2 separate regions of the Mus musculus genome follow, and region 1 is linked to region 2. A link is a contact called in ENCODE Hi-C data. All regions are on one chromosome and are shown on one strand. The core of a region is the stretch at or near the end of the contact, and the rest is flanking DNA. Distances in the headings are between cores, read along the strand shown. Region 1 holds the start of Ghitm (growth hormone inducible transmembrane protein). Region 2 holds the start of Glud1 (glutamate dehydrogenase 1).

What was found. Hi-C counts contacts between places; a loop is a spot of excess contacts on that map.
Region 1: a loop to region 2 is called in a map of T-helper 1 cell, with 7 times the contacts of the local background. The contact joins the promoter of Ghitm here to the promoter of Glud1 in region 2. A Hi-C loop is called at or near these places in 2 of 37 maps with a recorded cell type or tissue (T-helper 1 cell and T-helper 2 cell).

What each region holds. Positions count from the first base shown.
Region 1 is chr14:37,133,644-37,136,793 of GRCm38, forward strand. Ghitm (growth hormone inducible transmembrane protein) reads right to left here and starts at 1,679. Exons shown (of 9, transcript NM_078478.5): 1 at 1,552-1,679; 2 at 1-160. The coding sequence starts at 121.
Region 2 is chr14:34,309,211-34,312,257 of GRCm38, forward strand. It overlaps Glud1 (glutamate dehydrogenase 1), which reads left to right and starts at 1,517. Exons shown (of 13, transcript NM_008133.4): 1 at 1,517-2,132. The coding sequence starts at 1,688. Shld2 (shieldin complex subunit 2) reads right to left here and starts at 1,307. Exons shown (of 10, transcript NM_001360074.1): 1 at 957-1,307.

The DNA of each region.
Region 1 (3,150 bases), core at 429-2,928, 2.8 Mb after region 2:
TTACGAGCCATTGGTTCTTTGTGATGGAATTCTTCACAAGTGGAGAGGCCTTGGTGATGAAAGTGGGCTGGAAAACCCTGGAAGGTAGTGTCCGGAGACACACAAGCCTTGCAGCCAACATGGTGGGCGATACACCGGTTTACTAAGCAGATCTGAAATGCTAGTTAGAAAGGTAGAGGGGGGAAAAATTTAGTTAATTAAGAAGGAAACATAGTAGCCAAAATCAGAAGAAACTTAATTTAAATAGAAGAAAAAAATCAGAACAGTGGCCTCATTAATTTTTAATGCTGTATCCTTCCCTTGTTCCTTCTGACTCAACAAATCTAGTTTAGAATGGGCAGCCAATGATATAAATCCAAGTTTGACCAGATATATGTAATACAGAATCAATGTTATTATGTTGACACAATCACAGATTTTACAAACATAGCTTGGCCTGATATTTACTCCATCATTCAATGAGTAAAAGTAAAAGAATCTGTGTGACATTTCAGCACAAGAAAAACATCATCCAGAGAAAAGATAACTAAACCACTCGAGACTAAAAACCATGAACAAAAGCCAGGCATGCAAATGTCTACCAAGTAGGTCAGATGTTACTTCCCTTTAAGATACGACAGATACATTCAAATTAAATTATTCCACTACATAACATTCAATCAAAATAAACAAAATTGCCCTGCTAGGTTTCCCTGTTAAAACACCTTCTGGTATTCTTAATAGGGTAACCCCTGCCCCCAACATTCTAAAATTGAATTGTCTCAGTTCCAGTTAGACTATATCGATAAATAGTTAAGTACACGCCTTTCTGCGATGCTAAAGGCACATTTCTGGTCAATGAGTTGTGATGAATTTTAGGCAAGTGATTTGTATTTCCGCTTTCTCCCCATTTGTAAAATATTTAAATACAAGAAAACTTGGCCAAAATGGGACTTTGAAATCGCCCATGAATTACCCTAAAACTATAGGAATGTAAAGAAGTTTTAACTAGCACCTCCAAAGTTAAGAATTTCCGGAACTACGAAGTGCACACAGCTCTAGGCATCTGACCTTGCGGAAAAAACCCGGAGCCCTTTTGGTACTTTCATGCCATTACATCATCTCAACCTATGGCTTCAGCTTACTGACCCGAACAGAGCCTACCTAGTCTGCGTGGCCTTATGTCGTGGAACAGCCAAGAGGGTTATCTGCCATATATTTAAGTGCAGATTCTGGACGTCTGAAACCGGCTCCTGGGCTGGGTCTCTACGAACTAGTGGCGACCCTTCCTAACGCTTCCTTGAGCTTGAGTGTTCGGATGCGCCCGGTCCTCCCCTCTCACCGCTAGCCCGCTGCCTCCGCGTCCACGCACCACCCCCACGGCACCCGATCGCCGACAGCTAGGGCCCCCGCGCGGGTCCCCGAGCGGCTGACTCAGCATCCCTCTGCCCAGGGAGATGAAGAGCGAGGACGAGCCCGGCCTTCCCGCCCCGCCCGTAGCAGCCAGCCCAGATCCCGCTGTGCCGACGCCCGTCACAAGGACTGGAATTCTCAGGCCTCGCGAGGCAGTACCTCAGCTCCGGTCACCTCTACCACGGGGCTCCCTTCCGGGTCACCGAAACTCAGAGTGTGCGACCTCCCTCTGCCCGCTCCTCCGCAACCGCGCGACTCACAGCGTCACGCAATATCCGGACAAAAGGTAAATAGTACAAGCAGCCAATCGAGAGCAGGCTTCTAACGGAAGGGCGGGCGCAGTGGCGAAGGCGGGGCTTGGTTTGGAGACCGGACCAATGGAAGTTTGTGTTTCGAAAACGTCACAGTCAGCGTCCTTTCTGGGTCCGAGTAAGGAAGCCGACACTGGCAAACGCTTTGGGCATCTGCGTTGTGCGTTGTGCGCACTCGCTGCCAATAGGTGTGGGGGCGAAAAAGGGAGTTGGACTGGTTGGCAGCGCACTCCTTAAGTCCCACTTTTTGGGGAGGCAGGTAGATCGCTGTGAGCTCTAGGCCAGCTTAGAATTACTTTTGTTATTGGATTTAGGTTTAACAATGAATTTTCACATTTAAATTGGATTTTGTTCTATTTAAGAGTCATTCTTAAAACACGTTTTACGCCGAGAGTAATTAGTTTGGGTTAATCGTCTAGTCGCGTTGGCTGGCACGAAATTAACTAACCCTTAGAGGTATAATTTAGTCAGACTTTCGTTAACTGCTTAATTTTTATCACTGCTGGGGCTGTGGCTAGGCAGGGTGTCTTGAGCTATGTGAGAGGTACTTGACGCGCTCTCCTTTTCATTCATTATGCAAATGTTAAGGGATTTGATACTGGTTTAGTGAGTTCTGCATATATTAATTTACTTTGAATTAATTATAAGGCCAGGACCAAATCTTTTGTATTTATGGAATGACAGAACCCACCTAGGCATTTTCACTACTTTGCTTTAGCTATTATGCTACATGAACTCATGTATGAACATATCAATACACAAAATTAACTTGAGCATTTTAATAAAGTTTATGTTTTTATAACTTATGATCAATTTTTTTTTTGTATGTACTGAAAACTAAGCCTTAATTTTAGGAACTTTTAGAAGTTAGATGGATAGTTAAACAATCATTGGTTGAGTTTCTTGTTTTGGGCGTTTAGCCAGAAAATAACGCCAATGGTCTATATAGTAGTGAGTTTCAGAATGGCCAGAGTAAGACAGACCTAGTCTGCGGCAGGGGCTGGGGGTGGGGCATAGTGTCAAAATTGAATAACACATTTTTTCTAATTGCCATAAAAACATTCCTACCAAATGTGGCATTTTTTTTTTTTTTAAATTAGAGCCAACCTGCTTCTTGAGTGTACTACTGATGGTGAGATCTAGAGGGGTTTATTTCCGAGTTTTTCTTTCCTTTCCTTTCCTTTCCTTTCCTTTCCTTTCCTTTTCTCTTTTTTTTCTTTTTTCTTTTCTCTTCTTTCTTTCTTTCTTTTTCTTTTTTACCTTTTGACTTTTCAATGACATTTTTGTTTGTTTGTTGTCAAGCTTCAGGCTCCACTTGAGTAACAGAATACATACAAACCACTCTTCTTGTGAAGGTTTTTATTTATTTTATTTTATTTTATTTTATTTTATTGTGTGTGTGTGTGTGTGTGAAGGCTACTGAAATGCCTCAGTGGAAAATAATTTA
Region 2 (3,047 bases), core at 267-2,766:
AATAAATACAGTTAACGGTTATCACTCAGCAAATAAGATAAGATATAAGTCACTGGGAAGGAAAGCTCAATATTGCTTTAGAGTTCGCTGAGATAAATGAATGCAACTTAACTGGTCTAGGTTGTCACTTCACGTGTACAAAACATTTTAAGAACTAAGAATTTCTCTTTCATGCTTAGTAGATGAATAAAGTCATGTAAGAGATGAATAGTGTCACAAAGTCCAAGGGTTTACAAAATCGCCAAGGCACTCTGGGGTGATTTTACTAGTAATGTGGCACGTGATAGGTAGCTTGACTTAAAGGATGTTAGTGTGTGTGTGTGTGTGTGTTCAACTGGATTTTCTTGTAGCTTTGTTTGAGAAAAATGAGTATCTCATGTTGCCCAGGCTGGAATCAAACTCTATCCTCCTGCCCCCACCTCTCAGGTTCTGGGGTTCCCAGAGTGTAGCACTCAAGCCTGGCTACCATTGTGAAAATTATAACTTAGTAATCAGATCCTAGACCATTTAAATAATATGTGTATGTATATATATATGTATATATATGTGTGTATATATATGTGTGTGTGTATATACACACACACACACACACAGGATGTCACATTCCTTTAATCTAAGCACTCAGGCACTCAGACAAGGCCAGCCTGATCCATAAAGTGAGTCGCAGAAATTAAATATATATACTGAGACATTATATTTCTAGTTTACTTTAGGACGTGATTCCAAAAGAGGGGCACACACTCAGTCAATGGTGGAGTTACAACTATGTGCGGGTGTGCTGACTCAAGCCTGTAATCCTAGCACTCAGGGGAGTGGGCTGGGGGAGCAGAAGCAGGCAAGTTCCCATGAGTTCTGGGCAAGCCTGGGCTACAGGGGCCCTGACTTTTCAAAAAAAAAAAAAGGTAAAATAAAGTGGCACGCGAAAGAGTCAACAATGCTTTGCATAACTGTTTTACCTCAAAATCGCTGAAGTTGCCTACAACAAATTAAAACCTTGTGCAAAGTAAAGGCCTGTGGGGTCAGGGCCTCCCTCCTGTCCTGAGGCTTCTTGCTTTCCCGGTTCCTCAACAGTCGGATTCGGGATGAGTCGGGATTTGCCCCGCGCCTCTTCGGCTTCGGCGCGGCGTCACTCTCCGGCCGGCCGCGCAGCGGATCCGCACACCGTTCCGGCCCAAGGCGGAAAGGAGGGGCCTGGTGACTCATGCGGCCGGGGCTGCTGGCCAGCCAGCGAGGCCTCCCTGCAGTCCGCTTCCACCTCCCAGGCCGCCGCGCGTGCACACGGGACCGACCTTCCGGGCCGCGGCCGCGTCCGACCGCTCTCAGGAGCCCAGGCCTCCGGGCCGCAGCCCGCGCGCGTCCACGCTAGCCCCGCCCCCGCCCGCGAGCATGCGCACCAAGCCCATCTGCAAAGGCGCGCCCCCCGCCGCCGCAGCCGCACGCGCCGCCGCCTGGAGGCCGGGCAAGGCCGCGGCGGAGGCGAGGCCCAGCGCCCTGGGCGGCGCGCGGCCGCCGAAGTCCGTCCTCCCGGTGGGGCGACAAGCGGCGCAGGGGAGGGGACAGCCAGACAAGCAGGAAGCCGCGGCTTAAAAGGGCAGCTCGCGCCCAGCCCTTCCTCCCCGCGGTCCAGGCCTGCGAGCTCCGGTCTTTACAGCTCCCGCCGCACTCGCCTCAGCCCGCCGCCGCCGCCATGTACCGCCGTCTGGGCGAAGCGCTGCTGCTGTCCCGCGCCGGGCCCGCTGCCCTGGGCTCTGCGGCTGCAGACTCAGCCGCGCTGCTGGGCTGGGCCCGCGGACAGCCCTCCGCCGCCCCGCAACCCGGGCTCACGCCGGTCGCCCGGCGCCACTACAGCGAAGCGGCCGCCGACCGCGAAGACGACCCCAACTTCTTCAAGATGGTGGAGGGCTTCTTCGACCGCGGCGCCAGCATCGTAGAGGACAAGCTGGTGGAAGACCTGAAGACCCGGGAGAGCGAGGAGCAGAAGCGGAACCGGGTGCGCGGCATCCTGAGGATCATCAAGCCCTGCAACCATGTGTTGAGCCTCTCCTTCCCCATCCGGCGCGACGACGGCTCCTGGGAGGTCATCGAAGGCTACCGGGCCCAGCACAGCCAGCACCGCACGCCCTGCAAGGGAGGTGAGCGCCCTCCGGCCCCTTTCTGTCCTCCCTCCCCTCCAGACTCCCGTAGCCCGGGCCGCTACTCGGCCCAGCCCAGTTCTGCAGGCCGTGCCCCGCTTCGGGCTCCCCCGCCTCGGGTGTGGCAGCCTTAGAGGATACTGATTTTTTTTTTCCGCCCTAAAACTACCACGTAATATGCCAGCCTTTTTACTGGGCAAGTCTTCACCCCAAGCCTCTGCTTGTGTTGATGCTGACTTCACTGAGGACACTGTACAGCTTTTCTTTAGCCTCGGTGCCTGTCATGTCATAGACCGTGAACCCTTAACGCCAGCAGCCGACGATACAAGAACAGAGAAAAATTATCTTCTTTTTGGAGTTGGAATCTTGAAAGTTTGATTAACCAGCGCAGCTTACTAATCTTCTAAATTATTATAATTTTACACTGATGGCTTTTTGTGTTGTGCCTCTTTTCTCCCCTTGGAAAATGTAAAATATCGAGCAGAGTAAGGTCTCTGACAAACAGGGCGACCTGACATTAAATCTAAAGGGTGTAGACTACAGAACTGCCTGCCAGCCAATAGAATGAAATAGCCCTGGGGGTGTGTTCTTGTCCTGGCTAGTACCAGAATTGAGCCTAGGCAAAAGGTAGAGTCCTTAGGGAGTTGAATCAGTTAGATTTGGTAGTTACCAGGGTATCCTGTGGTTTAAACTTTTGGGATGTGTGTAGATTGGCTTACAGCCTTTTTTTAGGGAAGAAAAATACGTTTTTCATTTTCTCTCCACTACAGTACACAATCATACAGCGTTAAAGGTGCTTTAAAAAAAAAAAAGACTATTAAAAGAAAAACCACCTTTTTTCTGTTGCTTAAACTTAATGTATTGAGTAGGAGTCTTGATGGAGGTTGAATTGGCAAGTGAGCAGAGGTTAGACTA